7 separate regions of the Homo sapiens genome follow, and regions 1, 3, 4, 5, 6 and 7 are each linked to region 2. The links are chromatin contacts, found by Hi-C or POLR2A ChIA-PET in ENCODE. All regions are on one chromosome and are shown on one strand. The core of a region is the stretch at or near the end of the contact, and the rest is flanking DNA. Distances in the headings are between cores, read along the strand shown.

What was found. Hi-C counts contacts between places; a loop is a spot of excess contacts on that map. ChIA-PET counts read pairs that join two places held with the same protein, here RNA polymerase II (POLR2A). Pooled maps may share reads with other maps.
Region 1: a loop to region 2 is called in a pooled map, with 11 times the contacts of the local background. The contact joins the promoter of POLR3B here to the promoter of SLC25A3 in region 2. A Hi-C loop is called at or near these places in 2 of 50 pooled maps.
Region 3: a loop to region 2 is called in a pooled map, with 14 times the contacts of the local background. The contact joins the promoter of HCFC2 here to the promoter of SLC25A3 in region 2. A Hi-C loop is called at or near these places in 3 of 50 pooled maps.
Region 4: a loop to region 2 is called in a pooled map, with 6 times the contacts of the local background. The contact joins the promoter of TCP11L2 here to the promoter of SLC25A3 in region 2. A Hi-C loop is called at or near these places in 2 of 50 pooled maps.
Region 5: a loop to region 2 is called in a pooled map, with 23 times the contacts of the local background. The contact joins the promoter of SOCS2-AS1 here to the promoter of SLC25A3 in region 2. A Hi-C loop is called at or near these places in 6 of 50 pooled maps.
Region 6: a loop to region 2 is called in a pooled map, with 15 times the contacts of the local background. The contact joins the promoter of WASHC4 here to the promoter of SLC25A3 in region 2. A Hi-C loop is called at or near these places in 7 of 50 pooled maps.
Region 7: a pooled map shows a loop between it and region 2 (9-fold over the local background). The contact joins the promoter of BTG1 here to the promoter of SLC25A3 in region 2. A Hi-C loop is called at or near these places in 6 of 50 pooled maps. POLR2A ChIA-PET finds 5 or more read pairs at or near these places in 2 of 52 experiments (activated CD4-positive, alpha-beta T cell and endothelial cell of umbilical vein).

The regions. Positions count from the first base shown.
Region 1 is chr12:106,356,242-106,360,396 of GRCh38, forward strand. POLR3B (RNA polymerase III subunit B) reads left to right here and starts at 1,507. Exons shown (of 28, transcript NM_018082.6): 1 at 1,507-1,710. The coding sequence starts at 1,639.
Region 2 is chr12:98,591,168-98,595,097 of GRCh38, forward strand. It overlaps SLC25A3 (solute carrier family 25 member 3), which reads left to right and starts at 2,519. Exons shown (of 8, transcript NM_002635.4): 1 at 2,519-2,573; 2 at 2,808-2,968. The coding sequence starts at 2,812. It also overlaps the pseudogene PPIAP8. RefSeq lists enhancers at 2,041-2,260, 2,309-2,933, 2,511-2,610, 2,934-3,558.
Region 3 is chr12:104,062,581-104,066,435 of GRCh38, forward strand. HCFC2 (host cell factor C2) reads left to right here and starts at 1,951. Exons shown (of 15, transcript NM_013320.3): 1 at 1,951-2,143; 2 at 3,587-3,735. The coding sequence starts at 1,981. It also overlaps a transcript of GLT8D2 not described here. RefSeq lists an enhancer at 1-154, a cis regulatory region at 70 and silencers at 1,478-1,637, 1,647-1,816, 1,798-1,967, 2,188-2,327.
Region 4 is chr12:106,301,280-106,305,530 of GRCh38, forward strand. It overlaps TCP11L2 (t-complex 11 like 2), which reads left to right and starts at 1,454. Exons shown (of 10, transcript NM_152772.3): 1 at 1,454-1,662. RefSeq lists a silencer at 1,092-1,211 and enhancers at 1,232-2,117, 1,292-1,371, 1,382-1,521.
Region 5 is chr12:93,569,653-93,573,323 of GRCh38, forward strand. SOCS2-AS1 (SOCS2 antisense RNA 1) reads right to left here and starts at 1,746. Exons shown (of 4, transcript NR_038263.1): 1 at 1,613-1,746. It overlaps SOCS2 (suppressor of cytokine signaling 2), which reads left to right and starts at 3,023. Exons shown (of 2, transcript NM_001270471.2): 1 at 3,023-3,384. The coding sequence starts at 3,246. RefSeq lists silencers at 790-839, 900-1,089, 1,460-1,739, 2,100-2,149, 2,160-2,469.
Region 6 is chr12:105,106,321-105,109,992 of GRCh38, forward strand. It overlaps WASHC4 (WASH complex subunit 4), which reads left to right and starts at 1,411. Exons shown (of 33, transcript NM_015275.3): 1 at 1,411-1,541. The coding sequence starts at 1,481. LOC414300 (a long non-coding RNA gene) reads right to left here and starts at 1,322. Exons shown (of 2, transcript NR_121211.1): 1 at 468-1,322. RefSeq lists silencers at 1,220-1,499, 1,710-1,959 and enhancers at 1,520-1,679, 3,518-3,672.
Region 7 is chr12:92,143,496-92,147,501 of GRCh38, forward strand. It overlaps BTG1 (BTG anti-proliferation factor 1), which reads right to left and starts at 2,351. Exons shown (of 2, transcript NM_001731.3): 1 at 1,893-2,351; 2 at 1-952. The coding sequence starts at 2,040. The coding sequence ends at 585. BTG1-DT (BTG1 divergent transcript) reads left to right here and starts at 2,590. Exons shown (of 3, transcript NR_135036.1): 1 at 2,590-2,748; 2 at 3,167-3,267. RefSeq lists enhancers at 753-992, 1,013-1,062, 1,323-1,372, 1,332-1,868, 2,703-3,002 and a silencer at 1,793-2,112.

The DNA of each region.
Region 1 (4,155 bases), core at 257-2,756, 7.8 Mb after region 2:
GCTAAATTGGTTGCAATCTGGTAATGCACAATGATGAGACACAAGTTGTATCTTGTCTCTGTAATAAGTAAATTGTAAGAACTTCAAAGGCAGGGTTGATTCTACTTTTGGTGTTTTTTCCATTCTTCTCGTATTTCAGATATCAGTGCAATACTTAGAAAATACGGCCGGGCGCGGTGGCTCACGCCTGTAATCCCAGCTACTCGGGAGGCTGAGGCAGGAGAATGGCGTGAACCCGGGAAGCGGAGCTTGCAGTGAGCCGAGATTGCGCCACTGCAGTCCGCAGTCCCACCTGGGCGACAGAGCGAGACTCCGTCTCAAAAAAAAAAAAAAAAAAAAAAAAAAAGAAAATACAAGTACTGAAATTTAAGTAGCTCTTTAGTAAATAAGAATAATTAACCTGGTGCAAGGGTTCTACCTTTATGAGGGAGAAATTGGAAAGCATATATGTACTTACAAATTTTCATAACTTTTCTTATCGTTGTAAAATATACATAAAACTTAGCATTTTAACCCTTTAAAATGATGTACAGGTCAGCAGCATTAAATACATTCACACTGTTGTGCAACCATCACCATTCTCCATTTACAGAACTTTTGCATCTTCCCAAACCGAAACTCCGTACCCATTAATTAATTGGTGCATTTTGCCTTGTTTTTTCTAATAGGATTTTTCTTTCTGTTGATTTGTATGAGCTCATTTTAAATTAGAGAGACCAGCCCTTTGTCTTCTGCCAATTTATTTTTTATTAATTCTATTTGTTGGTGATTTTTTAAAATCTGTTCAGAAAATTAAAAATTTTCCGTGGAATCATAAAATCGTGTTTAGATTATAAAATCCTTTATGATTTGACTGTTGCCGTCTTGAAAGTCTTCAACATCTCAATGTTATGAATATCTGCACTTACATTTTCTTCTAAGTTTTTGTTAACATTTCAATATTTAATCCACAAAAGATTCACTTACATGTATTTTTTCCCCAAATGGGTAATCAGCTCTTCAAACATTATTTACTGGACAGGCCATCCTTCCCCTACTAACGTAAATGTCATCTTTTCATATTAAATTTCTCCATGCGCTGGGTATTTACTCCTACATCTTCCATCTAGTGCTTTTGAGAATTTTCAACACTCTTCCATTACACGCATGTACCATCATTTATTTAATCAATCTTCTATTGGTAGGCATTTGGGACGTTTCCTGCTCTTCCATACTAAACAATGCATAGAATTTTGGACTACATTAAATAATTCTCTGCCTCAGTGGTTCAAGTTGCGTAAATTATGCGTTTACACTTTTCTTCGGATTACTTTTAAAATGACAACCACTATGTTTTGCTGGTCTCAATTACCAGAGAATTGGCAAGAAACCTGACAGCTGGGGCTTAGGATTCCCTGCGCCAGACCTCCGAGCTACACCAGAGGGCGTACTTTCCTTACTCGGCCTCGGCCACATCCGGGTTCCACCGCAGATTCGGGCAGGGAGCGGGCGGAACCTTTCTACCGCGTCTCTAGCTAACACGCACGGCGGGGACAGTTTAGGCCTCCGCGCACCGTTCGCCGGGAGTCTTGCAGTTTGCTTGGTGCAGGGAAGGCGGGCGCGGAGGTTCTATCTGTTTCTTCCTCCTTCGTGAGCAGCATGGACGTGCTAGCGGAGGAGTTTGGGAACCTGACTCCGGAGCAGCTGGCGGCGCCGATCCCGACTGTAGAGGTCAGTGCCAGGCACGCAGGGAGCGTCAGGGACAAGGATGCGCCCTGAGGGGGCGTTGCCCGGAGTGCTCGGGCCGCCAAGGGGGCGGGCTGGCGGTTTGTGCGCATGCGCCGGGCTTCTGCGCATGCCCAGAGCGTCGCGCTTGCGAGTCTTTTTTCCAGAGCCGGCCTCCGCGTGCGCGAGTGAAGGCTGATCCCAGAGGAGCTGTCAGCCGCTGCGGGGGCCGAGAAGCCCCGCTGCTGGCTCTAGGGTTGGAGCTCTTCCAGCATAGGTGTGCGTGGGGAGGACTGACCCTCGCACTTACTGTGGGGGACGTATTGCATGTTTGCAGTCTTACAGAGGACACGGGGCCAGGGAGCTCAGGCCATTTGCATGAGGCACCACAGCCGGCTGTGGGGGTAAAACCAGATCGTCTGAATTCCAAGCTAGTCATCTTTCCTTTTAACTTGAAGTTCCAGTTTGGGTTGCAGGGGAATTTTAAACGCCCTCAATATTTACTAAAGAATTTGCCTGTGTGTTTTCTGGGGGAGAGACTCCACAGCTTTCATCAGCTTCTCGGAAGTTAAGGACAGCTGCCCCACAGCGAGCTGCCCAGTGAAGTGCGGCTGTCGACATATTTTGTTATCTGATAAGGCACATTTTGTAATCTCTCTGAGCCTCAAAATCTACACTGACGTGGAATAGGGAAGTGGAGACGTGGCCGGAGAAGATAGCAAAGGAGAGATTTCAGGGAAAGAGAACAGGATACTTGAAACCTCCTCGGCAAGACCATTGGATGTTTTTGAGGAAGGAAAGTAAATCCAGTAGTATTAGAGTGAAGAAAAATAGAGGAGAAGAGATAAAAGACAGGGTTAAGTAAGGGTCTTGATTATGAAAAGTTTCAATAAACATCTGACAGAGCTTGGACTTTGTCTTGGAGCAGAGCTTTTGAAGGGTTTAAGCAGGAAAGTGACATGATCAGTAAGTCTATCGGATTATAAGAACCTCCTTGGCTAGGCGTGGTGGCCTGTAATACCAGTAGTTTGGGAGGCCAAGGCGGGCGGATCACTTGGGCTCAAGAGTTTGAGAACAGCTTGGGCGACATGGCAAAACCCTGTTTCTACAAATAATACAAAAATTAGCTGGGTGTGGTGGCGTGCACTTGTCCCAGCAACTCAGGAGGCTGAGGTGGAAGGATCACTTGAGCCTGGAAGGTCGAGGCTGCAGTGAGCCGTAATTGTGCTGCTGCACTCCAGCCTGGGTGACTGAGACCTTGTCTCAAGGAAAACAAAACAAAACCTCTTTATAATAGTTTGACAAGTTAAGGAAGTTGAATTAGCAGTTCCAACAGATTCAGTCTATAAGTGCATGCAATAGGCTGCTGATCATCAGGCAAAACTATTTTTTTTTTTTTTTTTTGAGACGGAGTCTAGCTCTGTCGCCCAGGCTGGAGTGCAGTGGTGTAATCTCGGCTGACTGCAACCTCTGCCTCCCGGGTTCAAGCAATTCTCCTGCCTCAGCCTCCCAAGTAGCTGGGATTACAGGCGCCCACCATCACCGCCAGCTAATTTTTGTATTTTTAGTAGAGACGGGGTTTCACTGTGTTGGCCATGCTGGTCTCGAACTCCTGACCTCGTGATCCACCGCCTCGGCCTCCCAACGTGCTGGGATTACAAGCGTGAGCCACCGTGCCCGGCTGCAAAACTGTATTTTAACCGTGAAAAGTGAATATCAAAGAGCCAGCATTCACTGAGCACTTGCTAATGTGCCAGGTTCTGTTTAACCATAACATGCATTATGTTATTTAATCCTCTGAAATAAGTACTATTTTCACCCCCATTTTGCCAGAGAGGCCCAAAGATGTTAAGTAAATAGCCTTGCATTAGAAGCCTGGTAGTGGCTAATCTGGAATTTGGACTCTTGTCAGTCTGACTCGAGTCTTCATCCCTAACTGCTATCGGACCGCTTCTCCAGAGAGCTGAAGAAATAAGCCTGGGAGATTTCTATTTCTTATCTGAATTTACACAGCTATGAAGTGAACAGTGCTATAATTCCAGCCTTCTGATTGAAGAATAACAGTTCCTCTTCCTGCACTCTGTATCCAATCCACCATCACCTCTAAAAAGTCCTGAGTTCTTAATCTATGCATATCTGAAACTTCATTCCCACCGTTTTCCAGCCCAGAACGACTGTCCTCTCTTACTTCCTAACTGGCCTACCTGGCACCTGACTTGTCCCAATCCAGTCTGTTCCTTGCTCTGCAGCCAGAGCTGTCCGTTTAAACACACAAACATGGTTATGTTGCTCCCTTGGTTAAAGTTCTTCAATCTCTGCCTATTGCTCTTAGGGCAAAATCTAGTGTTTACCATGTTTGTAATAAATTTCCTCAGTCTGACCAGTGCTTACTTCTCTAGTCTCTTTTCCCATGGTTCCCCCCTCTCCCTCCCCTGAGATCTTTCTACTCTG
Region 2 (3,930 bases), core at 1,269-3,768:
AAGGGCTCCGTGTCAAAGAACACGGTGGGGTTGACCATGGCTGATAGCACAGGGCTCCTGGCAGCAGCGGTGCCTGCAAAGCCCAGTGGTGTTTTTTTTACCATGTCAACTTAGCTAGGCTAGAACCACATTTCCTAGATTCCTTTCCCTGCATAGTTTTGGGTTAGGGCTAGCTATAAGAGAAATGTGTGCAGTTTGGAAGGCAGAAGTGGAGCAACAGTCATTACATTCTGAAGGTCACCAGCTCCCACATGGGGTAGGAGCTGGGCCTGCAGCTCCTTCAGTTACCACTGTATCTTCTAGATCAACTTCTGTGAGTTCTGGGCCACGAGCATGTGCAGCCCCATGGTGAAGGGTACCAGCTGTTCCAGCTGAAAAAATGTGCAGCAAAGGGTCACGGTATTACCCGGTGCTGGGGGAAGGGAATAGGAAGATTCACTACAGTCATATATTTTTACATAATATTTGACTTTTTCATGACAAAGGATTTTTAAATTAGAAAAGCACCATAAAGTTGAATTAACCAAAAAAGAGAGAGAGAAAGTCCAGACCCTTCAGTGACTACCTCTGTCTACATAAGATCAGACTCCTCAGTCTGGTATGTGAGGCCCTGGACAATCAGGTGCTAGTGTACTTTTTTAACTTTATCTGTCACTACTTCCCTTCCTGTGCCCTCCACTCTGGAATTCTTCCTGGGACTGTAGGACTTTAGTTGGGCCAGAAGGGCTGGGTCTGGGATAGGGTTGCTTAGAGAGTGCCGTGATGCCGCAGCCTCAATGCTAACTTTTGTTTTTTTGTTTTTTTTTTTTTTTGAGACGGAGTCTTGCTCTGTCGCCCAGGCTGGAGTGCAGTGGCATGATCTCGGCTCACTGCAAGCTCTGCCTCCTGGGTTCACGCCATTCTCCTGCCTCAGTCTCCTCAGTAGCTGGGACTACAGGCGCCCGCCACCTCGCCCGGCTAATTTTTTGTATTTTTAGTAGAGACGGGGTTTCACCGTGTTAGCCAGGATGGTCTCGATCTCCTGACCCCGTGATCTGCCCGCCTCGGCCTCCCAAAGTGCTGGGATTACAGGCGTGAGCCACCTCGCCCGGCCAATGCTAACTTTTTTTAGGTAACATCTTCTGTAGACTTTTAGACATTATCTCATTGAGTTCTCATAGACTCTGCAAGGTAAGTATTACTCCCATCCAGAACCAGACACCTGATTTGCAGGGTCCAGTGCAAACTAAAAAAAGCGTGGCCCCTTGTTCATACATGTATTAAGAATTTCAAGCCGGGCATGGTGGCTCAGGCCTGTAATCCCAGCACATTGGGAGGCCGAGGTGGGCGGATCACCTGAGCTCAGGAGTTCGAGACCAGACTGGCCAACGTGACGAAACTCTGTCTCTACTAAAAATAGAAAACTTAGCCGGGCGTGGTTGTGCACGCCTGTAGTCCCAGCTACTCCGGGGGCTGAGACAGGAGAATCGCTTGAACCCGGGAGGCGGAGGTTGCGGTGAGCTGAGATCGCCCCACTGCACTCCAGCCTGGGCGACAGAGCAAGACTCCATCTCAAAAGAAAAAAAAAAAAAATCAAAATGACAGCAGAGCATTAAATGAAGTGTAAGGCCATGTGTGACTGTACCAGTGTGAACCTATGAGGCCAGTCCCACCCCTATCTTACATCTAGGGAACAGGTACACAGAGATGAAGTAAATTCCCAAGGTTACTTTGTCAAGAGCTTGGAAAATATAAGAGTCAGAAGTCTAACAGGTTGAATCCCTATTAAACTCTCCCCAACTAAACTACGCCCCTCCCTGTTGAGCTGAATCTAATGAAAGCTTCCTAAATGTATTAACCACACACACGCACAATCTGCTATCAGTCACTTTCAGTAGTTCATCGCTGTAACATCTCAGGAGTTCAATGTTTCAACGTGTTCTGTAGATTACTGTGATAACGCGGCAAGCTGTCGTAAGACTTCTTGCTGCACATTTCTTTTTAAAATATTCTCCAGGAGTCTGATGAAAAATACAGACATACCTATGTTTAATGTCAATGGATGGAACTTATTTTAAAAAGTACTGTAATGGCAGAAGTTGTGACACAAAGTACTGCAGTGATGTTGTAACTCCAACACCTAAATATATTATCAAGCATTCGCGTTTTGTTTTGTTTTTTAAGTGACTACTAGATACTGTGATTCACTTAAGTGAAGCGAACTGAAGCCCGTGGTCAAGGAGAGACACCTGAAGGTGAAGGGACAAAGCGAGCAGGGTAAGAGCTCGAGCCCGACCCCTCTCAAAAAATATAGACCCGGAACGCGCGCCTGCGCAGAACGAATCCTCCCGCGCACAAGCCGGGCGGAAGAGCTGGGGCGGGCAGGGGCGGGAATAAGGTTGCTAGGAGAACGCGATGACGCTACGGGCTCGGCGCTCTTCTCCACCAATGGGCGACGCGTACTTGCAGTGGCGCGCTGTGTGCGTCACGCCGACGACGCGCGAAGGGCACACATCTTAGGACCCGGAGGACGTCCGGCCTCTGTGAGCCGCAACCTTTCCAAGGGAGTGGTTGTGTGATCGCCATCTTAGGGAGTGAGTGTGGCCGGGCCTTCTCCTGTGGCGGGTGTGGGGAGCGGAGCCCAGAGCTCCTGTGGGGCCGCTGCTTTGGCGGTGGGCCCAGCCGGGAGCAGCCTCTTTCGAAGGCCGCCGTGACCTCTTCAAGGGCGTGGAGACGGGAAGGAAAAGGCCCCGGTTGGGGTTCCAGGGCGCCGGTAACGTTAACCGGCGCCTTGCCTGTCCTCTAACCGTCGCTCCCTCCTCCCCTAGAAAGATGTTCTCGTCCGTGGCGCACCTGGCGCGGGCGAACCCCTTCAACACGCCACATCTGCAGCTGGTGCACGATGGTCTCGGGGACCTCCGCAGCAGCTCCCCAGGGCCCACGGGCCAGCCCCGCCGCCCTCGCAACCTGGCAGCCGCCGCCGTGGAAGGTGAGATCAGACCCTGCCCAATACAGTCGTGTGGTCTACTTGTGGGCCGCCCAGCCTTTGAGGCCTGGACCCGGCTTGGAGGACAGGGAAGGACGAGTCCAGCCCGCTGCACCGTAGGACGGCGCCCAGTTGCTTGCCCTGGGGTATCGGCCTTTTCCACCATAGGCGGGTGTCAGATCCTTGGCCTTCCCTCAAGGGCGTGGAAGCGCTGAGGCCCTGTGTCCCTTCGTGACCTCCGTGTGCCCGAGGGAAGAGAGGCCGTGACTAGCTCTTTCTCCGCCGTGAGCTCGCTTGGTCAGCAAACTAAGTACTGGGTAAACTCTCCTCCCGAAACTACTGACCACCCACAGTTCTACTAACTATATTACCTGTCCTTTGATTTGCCCTTAGTTTTCTTAAAAATAGTCCTTTCCTAAGTTTTATATTTGTCGACGCCAGGTCAGTCATTTTTGCACTTAATTGTATATGAGATAACTAGATGTCCTGTTTTCGTGCGACTGGAGGAGGCAGCTTGCAGCCCTACATAGGCAATAGAAAGGAGATAATTGGTGGGCGTCCCTTTGGTGTGATTATCTCTTGGGATTCTTGGTGGTTGGGCCCAGCTTTAACTTAGTTGTGTGTGTTTTAAATCCTAGTGAAGTATGTACATACAGAGAAACCTGAAAACCGAATTGTAGGAGTCCTAAGAATGTTATCTACCTTGTGCCTGTAAAATCGAAAGATTTTTTTCTTTAAATCATTCATGTGCTTCTGTTGTCTTTAGTATGGATAGAGTCCTTATTTACACTATCTGTCGTTCAGTTTAAAAGTTAAAGCTAACATTATTTGTGTATTAAATGTATTTGACTGCAGGAATTTGTGCGTATCCGTTTTTATGTTACAGGAGTTCTTAAGTGGGGATAGTATTGGTTAGTGGCTGGGATAAACTTTGAAGTTGTTTGCAAGCCTTTTACATGTCGAGT
Region 3 (3,855 bases), core at 701-3,200, 5.5 Mb after region 2:
AGGTAGGGATTTAAATTGCTTTCAATTTTTTCTTCCACTGGACTTGTATCTCTTATTTATCTCTCTTTAATAAAAATAGAGATGGGATCTCACCATCTTGACCGAGCTGGTCTCAAACTCCTGGGATCAGTGGATCCTTCTGTCTCAGCCTCCAAAAGTGCTGGGATTACAGGTGTGAGTCACCATGCCCAGTCCTTTTTCAATTAAAATTTTAAAAAATAACTTGTATTGTGGATATTTAAGATATACAATATGAAGTTGATATCATATAGACCAGGGGTCCCCAGTCCCCAGCAACCAGTCCTCGGCCTGTTCGGAACCCCCATGACCTTCCTGAGCTCTGCCTCCTGTCAGATCAACCGCGCATTAGATTCTCATAGGAGCTCGAACCCTACTGTGAACTGCCCATAGGAGGGATCTAAATTGTGTACTCCCTATGAGAATCTTATGCCTGATGATCTGAGGTGGAACAGTTTCATGCCAAAACCATAGCCCCCATCCCCTTGCCAAGTCCATACCACCCACTCCCCTGCCAAGTCCGTGGAAAAATTGTCTTCCATGAAACCGGTCCCTAGTGCCAAAAAGGTTGGGGACAGCTGAAACAGGCAGTCACAAGGTTACTATAGTGAAGCATATTAACATATCCATCATCTCATATAGTTACCACCAACCCTTTTTGTGTCTCTGTGGCAAGAGTGGCTAAAATCTACTCATTTGGCATGAATCCCATATGCAGTGCAGTTTTATTCCTAATGGACTTGTGTGATTATGTGTAGGACCAAATCACAGGGCAGCTAGGCCTTATTAAGTGTTGCATTGGCTGGGTGCGGTGGCTCATGCCTGTAGTTCCAGCACTTTGGGAGGCCAAGGCAGGAGGATCACTGGAGCCCAGGAGCTCGAGCTTGCAGTGAGCTCTGATCGCGCCACTGCATTCCGGCAACAGAGCCAGACCCTATCTAAAATAAATAAATAAAAATAAAGAGTTGCGTATGACTGCTACCAGAGGCAGTATGGTATAATGGTTGGATATGACTGCTATCAGAGGCAGTATGGTATATGATATAAGGGCTTGGGGGTTCTGGAATCAGAAGCCCTGTGTTGGAATCCTGGCCCCAGTCTTTTTTTTCAACACCTCTCCTTTGTGTCCATCAGAAAATTACCTTACTGCACTGTGCCTCATTTCCCCGTCCATGAAAGGGAGATAACAGGAGCCACCACACTGGATTGCTGGATGGATTACATGAGTTAATACACATGAGGCACTTAGGGCATGCCAGGCTGTGGACAGCCCTCACTTGTTAGCTAGCAATGAAACAGAAACCTAGAAAACCATCTCTCCTCTGCTTAAGCCAAACAAACCAAAAATACCTCTTGTGGCTCACGGTTCCCAAGCTTCCTGGCATGGCTCCGCACAAAGCTGCCTTCGGTTCGCCCGGCAGGCTTTGTAGCGACCTTCCCTGCCCGGGTCCCAGTCACGGTCGGGAGCAGCCGCCGTGGCCCGGGCTCGCGAGGCAGGCTCCCGCCCGCACCCTCCCGTGCGAGGTCCCCGCCCTGCGCTCCCAGCTCTTCGAACCTCTACCCGAGCTTCTCTCACGTTGCTTGTGAGACTGCCTCGCCCACACATCCTAGATGCTCAATTAAAGTGGACGTAAAGGAAGATGCTGTGGCTTCTTCCCAAAATACCGAACGGGAGGCTCTGGGTGGGGATGGGAGACGTGGTCAGTGGGAAGCGTCCTTCCACCCTAAGGTGCGTTGCTCCGGGTGGCCGCTGGCCAAGTCGCCTGGGGTGGGGGCGGGGCTCCCCTGTCAGGACCCCCCTTCCCCAGCGTCTCTCCACTGCCCGCGGGCCTCCAGCCTGGCCGCCGGCGCCCGCGGCCACGTGACCCCAGCACAGCTGGAGGCGGGTCCCCGCCCTCCCCAGGGAGCAGCCGGTTGAGGCGGGAGCGGTGCATTGTGGGCAGAGGGGCGGGGGTTGGGAAGATGGCGGCTCCCAGCCTCCTCAACTGGAGGCGAGTTTCTTCCTTCACGGGGCCGGTCCCCCGCGCCCGGCACGGACACCGAGCGGTGGCCATCCGGGAGCTGATGATCATCTTTGGAGGGGGAAATGAGGGCATCGCGGATGAGCTGCACGTCTACAACACGGGTAGGCGCGGCGGCGGCTCGTCGGCCCCGCCTGCTGGAGCTGCGGAGGGGGAGGGGAGGCGAGGCGGCGGCCGCGGCCCTGACAGCTGTCACCGCCCGGTCACTGCTTCCTTGGGCGGGCGGCGGGGAGCGCGGCTCAGCCGGGCAGCCCGGGTCCGGCAGCTCTGTCCCGGACCGCAGCTCAGGATCTCCGGGGCCCTTGGGGCGCAACGGACCCCGAGCGGGGCGCACCGGCCTTCAGGCGGGGGATCCCGGACGCCCCCACCCCAGCCCGACAGGCGGACGCAGGCGACAGAAGACCATGTCCAACCGCCTGGGCCACTCCCCGAAATCTCGCCTCTGTCAAAAAACAAAACCCACTCCAAACCAAAGTTCCTTAGGGCCTTTCCCGTCTTTGCCTGCCTTCCTTCCTTAGGAGGAAGACCATCTAGGGGGTGAGGAGGGAAAACGAGAGGCCTTCTGGCACTCTCGCCTCAAATACAACCCGGTGTTTGGCAGGTAACGGTCAAGAGCCCCTCCGTGAGCCGCGCTCTAAAGCGGCGGGGACGTGGTGAGGCGGCCTTGTGTCTGCATACTCGGTGTGGACGCCCTTCTGGACTGGCCCTCGGAAAGAGGACTGTCATAACTTGAGCACCACTGCAGATCACAAGTGCCCCTGGGCAGGGAGCCCCTATCTTTGAGGACCTCTGTGGAATAGAAAGGAAACTGGATTTAATTTTTTTTTCCCCTTGTAAATGCTCAGGCTGTCACAAGAAATCTGTTTGGTGTAAAGACAGTGATGGAATTTTGGGTCTACTTCATGACCGATAACTTTTCTTTGATCAAACAACTTAATCACAGGAATAATTTGAAGGTTAACAAAATAGTGGAGTCTGAGAAGTTTTATTTTTTTCACCCTCTCCTCCTCCCAGCGCCCCAGCATATGAAGGTAAAAAGTTACTGACACTTTGGTCTTAGTGTAAAATCCCTGGCTTTGGAACAAATTAGACCTGATTTGAATCTTGCTCTGCCGGTTGCCCAGGATCAGCGCTAAAGTTACCAAACCTTTTTAAGCCTCACAATTTTCAGTTGTAAAATAGAGATTTTTATACTCACCCAGCAGGGCGTTTTGTAAGAATTAAATGATACAGATCAGGGTTTTTCAACAGCAGCACTCTCGACCTTTTGGGCCAGGTAATTCTTTGTTGAGGTTGGGGGAAGCTGCCCTGTATTGCCCTGTACATTGTAAGATGTTTGGCAGCATCCCTGCCTCTACCTACTAGATGCCAGTAACAGCCCCCTCCAGTTGTGACAACTAAAAATGTCACCAGACATTACCAAATGTCTTCTGGGGGGCAGAATCATCCCCAGTTGAGACCCACTGATATTGATGATATATATTTGCTGATAGTATATGATAACCGTTGTTTGTTATAATCGGTTTTCATTTTATTTTGGCAACTAGCTACGAATCAGTGGTTTCTGCCAGCTGTTAGAGGAGATATCCCTCCAGGCTGTGCTGCCCATGGATTTGTCTGTGATGGTACCAGAATATTAGTATTTGGGGGAATGGTTGAATATGGAAGATACAGCAATGAGTTATATGAGTTACAAGTAAGTGTATTTAATATTGTTTCATTCTGAGGCTTTAATAATGATATTGTTCATAATTTTTCAAAAGATTGCAACATTACTAACATTGTTTAACACATTTTAATATTATTCAAGTAATGT
Region 4 (4,251 bases), core at 204-2,703, 7.7 Mb after region 2:
GATACAAATTTATACAGATCACCAGCTAAGTTTGGCCACAGTGGTTTGCCAAAGAATTTCAATAACTAATACTTAGAGTGCTTACTGTGCACCCTGCTAAGCACTTCACATGCTTTATTTCACTTTATCCTCAAAATAACCCAAGGAAATAGCTATCATTGTTATCCCCAGAGACCAAGATCTCATGGATAGTGAATGTCAGAGCCAGGACTGGAACCATAGAGGAGTCTGTGTTGTAACCACTGAACAACTGACTTTCTACCCTGCTTTAAAATGTTGCCTGTTGTTTGTTGTTGTTGTTTTTGAACGGTGGTGGCCAATCTGCCTCCACAATCCAGACATAATTTCGGCACTAAACAGAAATACTTTAGTCTATACAAACTTCATGTAAGTAGTTCCTGCATGAAACTATTTCCCAAGTAATACAGCACCGATTTACACCTGGCAGAAGGCATAGTTTTGATGTGAACAGTTGGGGGAAGCTTGTTTCTCTACACCCTCAAGCACGCCCACAGCAGGAGCTGAGCAGCAGGCCAGACGGCACAGAGCCCTCCTGGGACTGGTTATTTACATTAACCAAGGTGGAAACTTCTCCCGGAGATAGGTGCTGCCAAGAACCCTAGAGGAAGTAAGACGCTTTATCTTTTGCACGCACGCCAAGTCTTCAGAGGGCCTGGATGGGTGTGACTCCAAGGAGCTAATCGTCCCGTGCAGGTGCAAATCTAGACCCGTGTTTATGTGGAGGTGTAGACGCAACTGGAGATGACCCGGTTAGTGGCTGACGTGCGTGGGAAAGCCCACCAGCAGCGTTGTTGGTTGGGTTGTCTCTGTAAGTGTGGACAGTGTGTTGGTGGGCACCCAGTTCCGATTGCCCCGTCTAGACAGGGGTGTGCGGGCACTCAATGTTCCACGCGCGGCCGGGAGCTCGCAGTGTGGTCCACGCCAGTGCGCCTGGAAGCCCAGGGGATCTGTCCGGCACTCCACTGGAGGCTTGGCCCGCGGCTTCGCCCACCTCCCCAGAGCCCCGCTCAGCCCCCGCTCCCCCCGCTCAGCCCCCGCTCAGCCCCCGCTCAGCCCCCGCTCAGCCCCCGCTCAGCCCCCGCTCAGCCCCCGCTCAGCCCCCGCTCAGCCCCCGCTCCCCCACTCGGCCCCGCCCCCAGTGCCCTGGCAGGCCCCGCCCCCAACGCCGGGCGCTCCCGTCGGCTCGGCGGCCTCAGTTCCGTAAACACTTCTCACCCCGCCCCCGGCAGCCCGGACCGCACCACTCGCCGCGCGGGGGAACCGTGCCCTCTCGCATCCGAAACACCCTCCCATCCGAGCTGTTCTCGGCCTCTCTGGTTCAAACTGACGAAGACTGTTTCTCTAATAGGTTCAGTCTGTGAGCGCTCGGCTTTCGGAGACTGAAGGGCCCTGGATCCCCTTGCCCCGTCGCGCCGTCGTCCCCCCGCTATCCGGTTTTGTGATGGCCGCGCCGTGGCTGCCTCCCTAGAGTCCCTCAGGGCCCTTTAAATACCGCGTTGGGGGGGACACTGGGGCTGGGGGGGTTTGTTGGGCTGGTGAGTTTTCGAGGTGACTGTGCTGTGCTCGGTGAGGGGACGCCCAGAGAGCCCTGACCCGGGGTCACTCCGTCGCCGTTCTCCTCTTGTCTACGTGCTGGACCCGGTGCGTATCCATCACGGGGGAGGCGTTGCCGGCTCGGAGGTGACCGGCCAGGTCCAACGGAGGGGACACCGCTGCAGCCCGAAGGCTCCCCTGCCCTATCTCGGAACTCCATCCTGGGAAGGCGGGGTCAGGGGCCATCAAGCTCGGCTCCTAGTTCATGTCTTCCCACTCCGCGTCCCCTTGTTTGACCTCGAACTGCCGTCCCGCGTGGGAGCGGGGAGCGGGGCACCGAGTGGCCGCCCCGCGTGTCGGGGTGGACACGGACTTCGGGCCTCGGAGGCCGCTTCGCCGCTGTTTAAATCCTGCTGGACAGGTACCAGCGGCATCCCGCCATCAGGGGCCCAGGGCACCCCCTTCCCCCACACTCCTCGGCCGGGCTGGAGTAGGGAACTGAGCCAGGGTAGAGGCAGGGCGGGCCCGGCAGCGTGTGTTTGGGATTTGTTGCCGTGGTTTCCCCGGCACTCAGCTCTGCCTCCGCCGTCCCCTCCCCCAAGGGTTTGTTTTGACAGGAAACCTGGTGCTGCTGGAGGGGAGGGGCGGCCAGAGGACGTGGGTGAGGTCGTGCAGACTGCTGCTGCGTCCCCTTGCCGGGACCTTTGGTTAAGGGGAAGAGGTGGAGAAAAGCCGATTGGGCCTGGGCTCGAACGCTGAACCCTCAGGTGTTGCTTGTGCTTCCCAAAGCTGCTACTGTAGGTGGCACCACTGGGGGTAATAGCAATGATTTGAGGTGGCATATGGATGAACATAGTTACTTGTTTTCGTTACTATTAAGAAAATCTGTTCCATTAAGTAAGCAGTTTCACAATGATAGAGTTTCCTTTTAAAATAAATATATTTAAATGCAAAAATCTAGTCAAGATAGAGACGCGGTTACTAAATTATAGTAAAGGTAAGGAGGGAGACGTAGAAATAGTCATGAAGAGTGGCACTCAAACGACTTAAGTTTGGGAAATCTTAGATGGTTGTCCTGCTACCTTAACTGTGAAGAAACTGGACAAGTTGTCCTTGTCCCCAGTGGGTGTCTCAGCACCCATGGTCACCAGCCCAGTCAGGGACTTTGCTCTTCTTACCTGCCAACGGATAATGAGTTAATCTCAGTGGTTCCCACTTGAGGAGGCTCCCTGCCGTGGTCCTTTTCCTCTCTTCTCTAGGGATTTCATGCATCACCCTGACAGCCAGTGGAAGTTGCCTGATTTGAAGAGGCCCAGGGCCGAAGATACCCAGTCATGTGTGGAAGCAGCTTCAATGCCATTTTGTGAGAGGTTGAGGGCCCCAGAGGGGGAAGCACAGGTATTAAAACAAAACAGACCAGCAAGTGTGGGAGGAGTGCTTTCAAATGTGAAAAGTGCCAGGAATCCTTCTCCCTGATGCTGTAATGCCACGTGTAACGTGAACATCTGCTTTGTGGACAGTGACTGGCTTGTTGGCTTTTATCTAGCTCTTTGTTGGTTCTAACTTGATGAAGACCAGTATTGTCTAGATGAATGGTATGGGCCCCTATCCCTCTGCTCTATGGTTTTTGCTTTGCTGTGGATGAATAACTTTAGTGCTGCTATTTAAGACTGATTCTAAAGCAGCATTTTGCAGAAGATGGAAATTTTTCACATCATCTGCAATTTTTTTCTTTAGAGCCCAGACTTAGTCCTCTGACTCCCTTCCCTTTACTACACATATGTGAAGGCTTGTCCTTGCAGCTGACCTCGATCTAGTGTTGAAGGATGGTACACACTAGAAGTTTCTTGAAATTTCTTTTTTGCGTGAGCTAACCTTAACTGGATGGGTTCAATTCCTCAAGGCCCTGCTGGGTAATCTGAATATTTCACTCCAAAATGTTTATGACTGTAAGCAGTTAACCTTTTTGCTAATACGTGGGGTCTAACTAGGGATTTTGCGGTGCATAAAGAATGGCTCCCTCCTAGAGGATTTTCTGTCACTGTAGCGGGGTGGTGAAGAATTGTTTTGGGTGACGTACTCCTTCAGTGATGCCCTTCACAGAATAGCACTTGAGCAGCCATACCAGGATAAGATCAGCTTGCTACCACATGTGCAAGTGTCCACAGGGTGATGGGTAGATGGATTTGGCAGAGTGGGAGTGGAAAGAATGAGCAGCACACCAAATTTTCTCCAGCCAAACTGGAGTGGTAGAGAGCATGGGTTTTAGGGATCCGCTTCCTGGATTTGAGTTGTGCCTCTACACTGCTGTGAACCCTTGGGCAAGTAACGCAACCTCTCTGGGCCTCAGGATCTTATTATAAAATGGGGATAATACTGATACATTAGCTAACAAGGTTATAATAAGGATTCAAGGAGATAAAATATATAAAGAACTTATCATAGAACAGTTATTGAGTGCTTATTACTACCTCAATAATAAGCACTCAATTACTGTTAGCTGTAATTGTTGTTATTTGCTACACGTGAGTTTCTTTAACCTCCTGGAACTGTGGGTCTTTGCTAGTTTGAATTTTTGGTGCCTTGCAAATGCACTGAAGTAGGCACTGGGAATTGGAGAGGAGAGTCATCGCTTCCACCAGCAGCTTAAAATCTAGTGGGAGACAGATATGCACACAAGTGTAGTACTGTAAGTGA
Region 5 (3,671 bases), core at 496-2,995, 5.0 Mb before region 2:
GTACTCAAAAGCAGGAAAATTATTGAGAAAACCATTGGTCCCCGGCTGCAGACCCCAAGGTTGGGAGCTGGTTCCCGTTTCCTCCCAGAGCCGGCAGGGGGGGCACCAGGCAAAGTTTGCAAGACGCGCCTCCCTCCCACCCCTCCCCCTTCCTCGCCCAACTTCCCATAGCCGCGGCCTCAACTAAAAGTGGCCATTGACCTTTCAAGCTTTCGAGCAGTGATGCAATAGAATAGTATTTCAAAGAAAAATGCTTATCGAAATTTTGGATCCGGTTTTCCCGTGATTGTTAAGGGTTTCTTTTAAAAAGTAGGTCACATTTCAAGTAGGTCATATTTCGGGGGCGGGTGCGCAGACAAGGAGATGAGTTTCCACTAAGGCCAGGGGGCCTCCAACGGGGTTGGAGGTGAGAATCCCAGGTAGGGTAGAGGTGCCGAGATCCTTCCGAATCCCAGCCCTGGGGCGTCAGCCCTGCAGGGAATGGCAGAGACACTCTCCGGACTGAGGGAACCGAGGCCAGTCACCAAGCCCCTTCCGGGCGCGCAGGTAAGGGCGCCCCCTTAGCAGCCGGCGCAGGTGACCCGGGCGGGCCGCCGGGTCTACCGGAGACGTTGGAGCAGAGGGGAGGAGGAAGGGAGGAGCCGGGTGGGTGCGGGTGACAAGGAGCCGGAGCGCCAGGGGGAGGGGACTAAGGACGGCCGGCGCCGCTTAAGGAGGCGCTGCTCTCCCGCTCGCTGCCTTCCAGGACCTGATCAAGGGGACCGCCTCCGGTCCCCGGCCGTGGGCACCGGGACGAGCACGGCGTCCCCACGCCATCGATGTGTCTTAGAGCCGGAGAGTCTGGTTTCCGAGGACCCACAGTCGCTCCTGCACGCCCACCCCCCGCAAAAGTGCGGCCAGGAGGGTCGCATCGAGGGGGCGCCGCCGGGATGTTTAGAGGAACCCACCCCCGTGGCAGGCCAAGGGCCAAGGATCGCTATCCTTCCCTGAACCCGGGCGCTCAGCTGGCCCGGGTAGGGGGCAGGCTCCGGCCGCCGAAACGGGGTTGGCTGTAGCCGGTGGCCGGGGAGATCTCTAGCTTGCGCCCGAGCACCCCGGGGTGTGGGGCCAGAGGCAGGCCGACCCCGGCGTGCACACCGCCCGCCCTGCACCCGAGCGCTCTCACCCGGTCTTCCCTGAAGCCTGTGTATTGCGACCGAGCCTCTTTAAAGCAGTAGCGGGGCCCGCGGTCACGTGAGGCCGATTCCTGGAAAGTTCCTGGAAAGCCGCCTCCGCAGCAGCCGGGCGGGGCGCGAGCGGAGCGCTGACTGGGGAGGGAGGCGGGGAGCAAGGGAGGCGCGTCGGTCTGGGAAGTCGCGCGCACTCGCTGCTCCTGGGACCGACGTTTAACTCTTGCCAAGTCTCGTCGCAGCCGCCGCGGCTGGCGGGCCTTGGGCTTCCCCTGAAGCATGAGCCCTCTCGCCCGCAGCCACCCTCACCGCGTGGCCCGCGGACAGTGCGCGCCGGGGTCCCGGGTGCACAGCCTCAGGATACCCCGTGCCCGCAGCTCGGGCGCCCGCGGCAGGTACCGGTAGTGGGGGAAGCCCGAAGGCTCCGCCCCGAGGAGAGTTACCGGGGAGGGCGGCGAGGCGCGGCCGCGTGCGCCGGGGAGCGGCGGACGGCCTGGGCTTCCGCAGCTCGGAGCGCCGGGGAAGAGAGAGTCCGAACCGCGGCTCTGCCCCGCGGCCTAGCGTTGCTGCCTGCTTTCTCCAGCCCCTTCTCGGCGTCTGGAAGTGTCTGGAGTTTCTTTTTTTTATTTCCCCTAAACTGCCATTCAAATTAATAATCCTCCTAATAACCTGATCTCCCGCTCCTCCCCACCGGCCTGCCTCCCGCCCTCGCTCCTTCCTCCCTCCCTCCCTCTCTCCTTCCCACCTCCAGGGTCGCAGCCGGAGGGAAACCCGGCAGCAGTCCGAGAGTGGAGGTGTCCCAGCCCGTAGGGGGCGTCGCCGCGCGGTGGGGGATGGGGTCGAGGCAATGATCCTCGAGGCTTTTGTGTGCCCTCTGCGCACGGAACTCCGACCGCCGCCTCCGAGCGCGGGGCTGGTTGCATCCCCGGGCATCTCGTTCCCAAATTAAACGTTAACGGGGGAAACAAGGGCAGACGCCCCTCCTCTCCCGGGCCCCTCCCACCTCCCCTTTTCCCCCCACCCCCCCGCCCCATGTCCGCTGAGGAGGCTGCCTGGTGCGGAGGCGGCGGCGGCGGCCGCGGCCGAGGTCGAGGTAAGAGCGCGGCGTTGGTGGTTTGCATTTTCCGCAGCGCTCGCGACCGCCCGCTCGGCCCCGGCCTCGCCTCGGAGCCCCGCGAGGGCTGCGCGCTCGGGCCGATTCCTCGACAGCGCCCGCGGCGGCGAGAACCACCGCAGCCATCCTGGTCCGGGAGCGACCGCCGCGGCACCCCCAACCCCGCCAGAGCGGGCACCAGGAAGCGGGGGGAGGGGAGCGAGGAGCCTCCCGGGCGGAGATGCGGCAGCTCCCGCACCTCCGCACCCCGGGTTGGTGCCTCGGGGCCCCGCAGCGCTTTAGGGCGGAGAACCAAGTTTGTGTGGGTGCTTCTTCCTGGGGGCCCTCGGGCTGCGCCAGGTGTGAGACCGGAATGCCAATTTGGGGAATCTCTCCTGTTCTTTCCTTTTTAATTTTTTCTACTTGTCCTTGACAAGGGCCTATTCCCACTGGATCTGCAGGTGACTATTTGCTCTTCCTAGGTCGCCAGTCTTTGATTTCAGCTAGTGACCCTGGGCGGGAAGACACCCTGTTCACCCTCCTCCTGACCTCCGCCCCCCACCTCTTCAGCCAACTTTATCTTGGATCTCTGCTCTCTTTATCTTTTCTCTAGAGCTGGGCCAGGGCGCTAACTGGAAGCTTGGGGTTAAATGGTGCAGGAACGTAGAGGCGGAGGAGTCCCTGGGATTTTCCACGTCTATTTCCCCACCCCCACCCCAGCCGCAGGGGTCCAGTTTGGACTGACCCAACCTCCCGCTTTCTCTTTGTAGGCGATCAGTGGGTGACCGCGGCTGCGAGGGACTTTGTCATCCGTCCTCCAGGATCTGGGGAGAAAGAGCCCCATCCCTTCTCTCTCTGCCACCATTTCGGACACCCCGCAGGGACTCGTTTTGGGATTCGCACTGACTTCAAGGAAGGACGCGAACCCTTCTCTGACCCCAGCTCGGGCGGCCACCTGTCTTTGCCGCGGTGACCCTTCTCTCATGACCCTGCGGTGCCTTGAGCCCTCCGGGAATGGCGGGGAAGGGACGCGGAGCCAGTGGGGGACCGCGGGGTCGGCGGAGGAGCCATCCCCGCAGGCGGCGCGTCTGGCGAAGGCCCTGCGGGAGCTCGGTCAGACAGGTAGGGAGCCGATCGGCCGCGACGCGTGCGGGAGGGAGCGCCTCCCCAAGGAAGCAGCTAGGAAGCGGGGTCGAGGTGGGAAGCAAAGAATAAGATGGAAATACGTCCCTTGCTTCCAAGGGACCGCGGAGAGCACGCTCGCAGGGTCCTGGGTCCTTGGGAATGCGTAAGGAAAGTGGTTCTCCAGGGACTCAGGCCTGGCGGAGCGCAGAGCGCGGGAAGAGCTTCTTGGAAATAGCTTCTTAGCACGCTGGAAGATTTACTGTTTTCCGCAGCTGCTCAGGGTT
Region 6 (3,672 bases), core at 161-2,660, 6.5 Mb after region 2:
ACTTGTAAGTTCAATTTATCACAATGAGCTGCTGGGAGATTAATTACAGTGATTTAATGCAAATGTTAAGAATCCAGGAAAGTCAAACTCATGGTCACACAGAAAGTACAGGAAAAAAGTTTGTCAGCCATTAGACCCTAAGGATGCCTGTTCTTTTCAAGATTTTTTTTTTCTTTCTGAAATGCCCACTAAGTCTGCCATAGGGTCAGAAAGCAATTTTCTTACATGTTTTATAGTTTCTGCATCTAGCCTGGTGCCTGGTACCCAGTGGGCACTCAATAAACATTTAACTCAGGGCAGATCCAATGACCTCAGAAGAATGCTCTTCAATAGACCTTTTGCCTACATTGATTAGTTCTTTTCGGTACTTTTTAAGATTACAAGAGTAAAACCCTAATAAATTCTCATTGTTAAGGATTCAAAACACATAAGTAGACACATCAAAACTTGAAAATCCTGTTACTCACCAACACATGCTTTTCCCCAGGTAACCACCGTCCTCTGATTTGTCTTCCTATGAATTTACATACACGTAGGCACATACGCGTTTGTATAACTTAAAAACATAAATGTAATCACAAATACACATTACTCTGCAACTGTCTTGTGTCGGTTGTTCATGCCATTATAAATATATTTCATCTATTTTAGCAGCTCTTCAGTGATTCGTAGTATGGATGTATTGAGCTTTATGTAATTCACTTGTAATGAACATTTAGATAGTTTCCTATTAAAAACCACGTTGCTATAAATATTCTTGTGCAAATACGTGTATGCATGTAGAATTTTACACCGATCCCGATTCTCCAAAAATCCAAATTGCAGGTGGGATCATTTTAGAATGTACTTCAATAGCGTTCTTCATCCTGCCTCGCGTTTTTAAAAGGACTGAGTGGAGAGCGGGGAAGAGGTCGTAAGATCCCCTGTTAGGGTGTTCATAAAGTAACTTCTCCTCTCGCACAGAACGTCTTGACTAAAAAACAATCCGTACAGAATGTGCGGGAGAGCTGTAGGAACTCCTACGGTGGCGACAGAGAGGGAAACAGGCTTGTTGGAAGAAGCGCCTGGTCAGCGTTATCCTCGAGGATCATGCCTTCCTGTTAATTCCCCACCCCATCAATTCTACCTTTTTAGGTTAGACTGGGGAGTAACTTTCCCAGGTATTAAAAATCGTCTAGAGAGAGCAGGGCGAAATTAGAGTGCCGAAGTGGCTTGAGAAGCACAGTGAATGGTGGCGAAGCCCGAGCCGGGTCGCAAGACGCCCGCTGGCACTGCCGGCGCCATGGCGGCCGCCTTCGGCCACGGCGGAGGACTCGCTTTCCCAGGGGCCCCCGCGGTCGCAGGGGCAACGAGCCCGGCCGGCCCTCGCGAGCGGAGGCGGGGCCGGGGCCGGAAGTCACGTGCTGTGACAGTAGCTGGGGTGAGGCCGTCGTCGCCGCACGGGCTGGTTGGGGCTGTGTCTGTGGGAGGCGCCGGGGTGATGGCGGTGGAGACTCTGTCCCCGGACTGGGAGTTTGACCGCGTTGACGACGGCTCGCAGAGTAAGGGAGCTGCAGGGCGAGGGCTGCGGGTGGACGCTCCTTCGGCCCGCCGCTGTTCTGGGCTGGGCAGCGCTCCTGCGAGAGGGACGGCTGCGCAGCCGTCTGGTGCGGGACACTTCAGAGCCCTTGGGGTGTGCGAGGGACGCGCTCTCCAGCGTTACTTTCGGGGTTGGGGTCCCAGCCACGGCGGGTCAGGCTGCCCGTTCAGGGCTCGGCGTGTGAGGCGGAGACTCTCCTGGGGAGCCTGCGGTGCCCCGCGGGGAGCGGCGTCCCCCTTCAGCTGCCCCGGGGCTTGGGCGGGGCGCGCCCGGGAGGCCCAGCGGCCCCGGGATCCCAGGCTGCTTCTGTCTCTGGCCTCTTGGGGATTTCGCCAGATTCTGAGCGTTCAGCTCTGGAGGACGCTGATGTCTGGGTTCCTGTTTCGGTTTCCTGTTTTTCTTCTTTTCCTCCCAAATCAACTTTTGCAAGTTTGGGTGTCTTTCCCATCGCGTTGCTATAACCGTAGAAGGGAGCGAAAAAAGAACTTTTCACCCTGCGAAAATAAACACGTGAATGTCATTTTATCATTTTCCAGGCCTTTTATTTATGCTAAGTGATATTTTTCAGTGATGTTCTGCAGTTTCCATCGCAGTTATAAAGGCTTCAAAAATTACAGCAAATCTTCAAATTTTGCTTCACAAGATCGAATTGTCTGATTTTAACTTAGAAGTCTATCCCGAAATAAACAAATTGTGTTTCTTTCAGTAAAATATTGAGGCCAAATTAATTGTAGTGAAACTCTACTTGAAATAAATACAAGTTGGCAATCTGCTTCTTATCTTTGGTCATAGTAATCTGTGTAAGTGATCTAAGAGAGATTGGAGCATGCTGTTTGTGATTTTTTTTTTCCCTCATAGTTTTCCCAAAAGGTGGAACGTTGCTTTTAAAAATTCCGGATGAATTTTGCTTGATTTACGAAGAGAGACTAATGCCTACAATGTTAGATGAATTAGGTTTTACAAGTCTCTCAGAGAAGAGTGAGCTACATCCAGGATGGGTTGCAGTTTTTCACAAAACATTCCTGAGGTCAGGAGTTCAAGACCAGCCTGGCTAACATGGTGAAACCCCGTCTCTACTAAAAAATAAATAGCTGGGCTTGGTGGCGAGCGCCTGTAATTCCAGCTACTTGGGAGGCTGAGGCAGGAGAATCGCTTGAACCCGGCAGGCGGAGGTTGCAGTGAGCCGAGATCGCGCCATTGCACTCTAGCCTGGGTGATAATAAGGTATTAGCTCTTATGCAGCATAAAAATTAACCTTGGAGATAATGACAAAATCTTTTAATTTTTTTTTGTGGAGGGGATTCTGTATTGTTATAAAGTGAACTGTACCTTGTCATATATGTTTTATGGACAAAGATGACGAACTGGTATCTTCAAAAAAAATTGGAATAGAGTTATGTTAATTGAGTTTGAAAATGGTTCAGCCTGGAGTAGAATGGTCTGATTCACTCAACAGATATTTTCTACAACCAGTGGCTGTGCTAGATATTAGGGATAAAAAGATAAAACAAGGAGTGCAGTCTGTTGACAAAGATGAGCATGTTAAGTAGGTTTTTGGAATTTTTACTCTTAAAAAATTACCATGTAGTTCTTATCTCAACTTTTGTTATTTTAACTTTCACCAATTTTACAACCGTTTATTGTCAGCAAGGAACTTTTAATGTTATTTTAGGTTTTCTGTTTCCTGTTTGTGAATCCCTGAACATACTAAAGGAGTGATTTATTGGCGTGGTGTTTCTCTAGCATTGTCTTTTTTTTTTTTTTTTTTTTTCGAGACAAGGTCTCACTCTGTCGCCCAGTGCCGTGGCATCGCCACGGCTCACTGCAGCCTCGACCAGCTGAGCTCAGGTGATCTTCCTACCTCAGCCTCCTTAGTAGCTGGCTGATTTTTTCTTTTTAAATTGGGATAGAGACAAGGTTTTGCCATGTTGAACTCCTGGTCTCAAGCGACCCACCGGCCTTGGCCTCCTAAAGTGTTGGGGTGAGCCACCATGCCCGGCCTAGCATTGTCTTTAAGAAGTCATTTGCTGGTCAAATGCAGCTTTGACTGGTCATTTCCTGTGTAGTTGAGAATAAGACAACTATTTGGGGTT
Region 7 (4,006 bases), core at 1,101-3,600, 6.4 Mb before region 2:
TCTGGTCACTTGCTACTTTCAAGGCCAAAAACACAATACAAGGTCTGACCATTTCCCCAGGTCATGCTTACTAGTTTGTCTTTATGTACATTTATACATATTTAAGTGCTAGGTAAAAGTCTTGTAAAATTTCCAGTACTACCATGTTTAAAACGTTTAACTTTCCTATTAAAAGCTGCCGAAAAGGTTAACAATAACAACTTTCAAGTGTAATAGTGCAAATTCCCCTGCGAGATTTACTGCAGAGAAAGATTCTTTGAAATACAGATTTTCTTTAAAAGGATTGATGTAAAAATTTAGGTATGTCTGGGAGAAACTGAAACCACCCTAGGACTTCCCTCCCTAGCAAATAAAGTGATCATTTACTTGGACTCACAGGCTATTAAAATTAATCATTGAAAGGTACTGTCCAAACTATGGCACTGTCACTTAAAATTTTTTTTTTTTTTACCATTCTATCTTGTGCCAGATCTTCACAGCTGTGACATGGTTTAAATTCCATAATCCATCCCCAAGAGGAGCCCACCCAAAGCAAAAATCAAATTTATCCATCATCATCAGATGATCCATCCACAGACTATATCTTAACCTGATACAGTCATCATATTGTAGTTTTTGGAAGGGCTCGTTCTGCCCAAGAGAAGTTCCTCCTTACAGCTGATTCGGCTGTCTACCATTTGCACGTTGGTGCTGTTTTGAGTGCTACCTCCTGCTGGTGAGGCTTCATACAGCACACAGATGGAGCCATCCTCTCCAATTCTGTAGGACACTTCATAGGGGTCAACCCAGAGTGTGAGTTCACTTGGGAGAAGCCTGAACAGCTCCTGACTGCTCAGTCCAATCCGCTGTGCTGCCTGTCCAATCAGAGGATCCATTTTATGGTTGATGCGAATACAACGGTAACCCGATCCCTTGCATGGCTTTTCTGGGAACCAGTGATGTTTATAATGTTCTATAGAAGAAAAGAAGAACAGAGAAACAACGCTTAGGATCGTTAGCTCCCACTGCGGATTCCTCCTACCCCAGGCTCCTTTGAGGAGCGAAAATGAAAACTATCAACTTTTTAAAATGTCCAGGATTGCATCCGTTGTTGTGCATGTGCGGGGATGGAAAAAGCGGGCAGGGTTTTAGAAATAACACAGTAGTACCGGACAAAACAATCTCCAGGAACCAACCGGTTGAGCCGCCAAAACAGGAATCAGGCGCGCAGCCTCGGCCAGTCGGGAAGCCACTGGCACCTATGGCCAGGCGAGAAACTGTTTACTTTCTCCACCCCACCCCAGATGCACACAATGGAGTTGATGGCTTTGGAGATGAGAAGCGCCACCGGACTGTTAACCCCGAAGGGAAGAAAAACAAGCAACCCTAAACCACGCTCTGGGCAGGGCTGTTAATTGTGCCGGTGACAAATCCGATGATTAATGGGCAGGGGCAGGAGGCGCGGGGAGACGGCACGTCCGTTCTGAGCTGGCTCCGGGGCAGCGGCGCAGCTTCCCACCCCGGGGCTGGGCCGCCGACCACGCAACGGTTGGAGGGGGCTGAGGAAAGGGGACGTCGAACCCACCCCAGCCCCACGGCTCCTTTGTCCCCAAATCCGCCGACGGTCCTCGGACCGCAGCTCCCGCCTCGGTGGGCTTAAGTTTCTTTGTTGTGCGTGTTGTCTTCTCCTCTCCGTTTTGCCAGCTGGGGGGAAGGGGGCGCCCTCCGTCCAGCCCCTAAAGCCTCGCGGGGAACCGCTGTTAGCGGCCACCCAGCGCAACCACACCGGTCCCGCGGCGGGGCCCAAGCGCGACCGGCCCCGGGGCGCTGCCGAGGTTCCCGCAGCCCCGACGGCCGGACTCTGACCCAGGGATGTGGGGCCCGCGTCCCTCCGACGCCCTCGCCCTGCTCACCTGCCAGCAGCTCCTGCAGGCTCTGGCTGAAGGTCTGCAGCTGTCGCTCGCTCGTGAGCCCCTTGGTGCGGAGAAACTTGGAGATGAAGGACACGGCGGCGGCGATCTCGCCTATCATGGTGGCGGCCCGGGTGTAGAAGGGATGCATGGGGGCGGCGTGCGGGGGCGGCCCGGGGCGGCTGGGGCTCGGCGGCGCGGCCCCGACGGCGGAGCAGCCACCCCGGGCTTCCTCACCGGGCGGAAGGCTGAGAGGAAGAGAGGGCGTGAGGGGCGGACGACTACTTTTGTCTTTCTTTCTTTAGACTAAAAAAGTTATTTTCGAGACAGGAGGCGGCAGGAGAGAGGAAGAGACGAGCGATGGCGGCCTGGTCACATCGCTCGGACCTCCCCAGCTGCCTCCGCCTCCAGCTCCGCAGCATTCGAAGATCTCAATAGCTGCATTTCCAGCTCCGAGAGGCGAAGAGATGCAAGCGCCGTGCAGCACCCTTTATAGTGCCACGAAAAGGAAGTGGCGTAGCTGGAGCGTGATGGCCGACTCCAGCCAATCCGAATATCGCACCATTGTGACGCAAGCCGGTTCGGAGCCGAAAGGGGCGGGAAAAGAGTTCAGGAGGCGGGTCCAGAGATAGGGAAGAGAGGGAGGAGCTGACGTAATCCGCTTGTAAACAAATAAACCCGGAGTGGCGGCTGGAGACCCAGTTGCTTGTGTCGAGGGAGGGAGGGAGGGAACAGAGGGTGCGCGTGTGAAAGCTCCGCCCCCAGCCCTAGCTCCTCCTTCCCGCTTCAGCAGGTCCAGGCTCTGCGCCAGTGCATCCTTCTCCAAGAGTGCGCTGCCTGGGCCCGCTTGCCCTGGAGTGTAAGTGCTGGGTAAATAAGAACCGCCTGGCGCAGGCTGTGTCTACTCTTCACGCCGCCTTCTCAGATCGGGCTGCATGTCCCCACTCCGTGTTTACATCTCGTTCCCGCTCCGGGTCTCGGTGACTGGCTCCTCAAGCCGGAGACGCGTGTGGTGCGGCGCGATGCGGGCGCCAGCGCTGTGTGTGCTGGCGGTGCGCTGCCTTAGTGCGGGGGAAAGTGGAGGGAACGGTCCTGCGGGGCGTTCTGTCCAAGAAAAAGGACTGCAGCCTCGGGGAGCCAGGGTCCCCTCGCAGACGAGCTGCCAACGCCGCGGAGCCATTTCTGTTCCACCCTAGGGGAGGAGTAGGGGGATATCTTTTAAAAGTTTAATTGCAAAATAAGTAGGTTAGTAAGGCCATTTGTGGTTGCTGTTTCAGTAACTTCAGCAGTCAACGGAGAGAAGAGTGGAAACCTTACTGGATGCGGACAGGAGAGCCAGTTACTGAAAGCAGATATAACGCGGATCCTGTAAAGAGTGGTGTGTATCCAAAAAAAAAAAATCTGTACAATGTATTTTAAAACTTGTGTGCACAAAACTGAAGATTTTCTTTTTTACCTAGTCCAAATGCCGTCCTAGCCTGAGTCCTGCTCTTTATAAAAATAAAATAAAAAGAATTTGAAGCTTGTGAAAGTATTAAGTGTAGACATTCAAGTTTATTTGAAACCCTACCAAAAAAAAAAAAAAACAACCTTAAAAACCAGTGTAACAGGAAGGCGGGAGCCTGCTAAAACGATTAGGCCTAAGACAGGGTTAACCCCAACTCCATTAAGGAGAAGGGGGAAAAGAAAAAAAGAAAGATGAAGGGAGGCAGGCAGATGGAGAAAGCAAACAGGAGGCAGAAGTTGAACTCTACCAGATGGAAATAAATATCCCGACCTTAGTTGATCATCAATATTGCAAAACACACCACTTTGAGTGTTTTTTTTTTCTTTTTAATACTGAGCTAAAGGATATAGAAATGAAGCAAAAATAATGACATTATAAAACAGGAGAAAACGTTTTATTGTTTAAAAAATATGTAAAACTCGATTTGAAAAAATAACTTCTAGATTATTTTTTCATTAGTACACATAACTAAGTAGTTACATGTGAAAAAATTAAAGAGTGGTTTTTTTTTTTCTTATAGAACTTTTCAGATAGAACTCTGCTTAAAAATAGTAATTTCACTGGAGGCATGAAACCTCTTTTACTACTCAAAAAGAAGATCGAGAAGCAA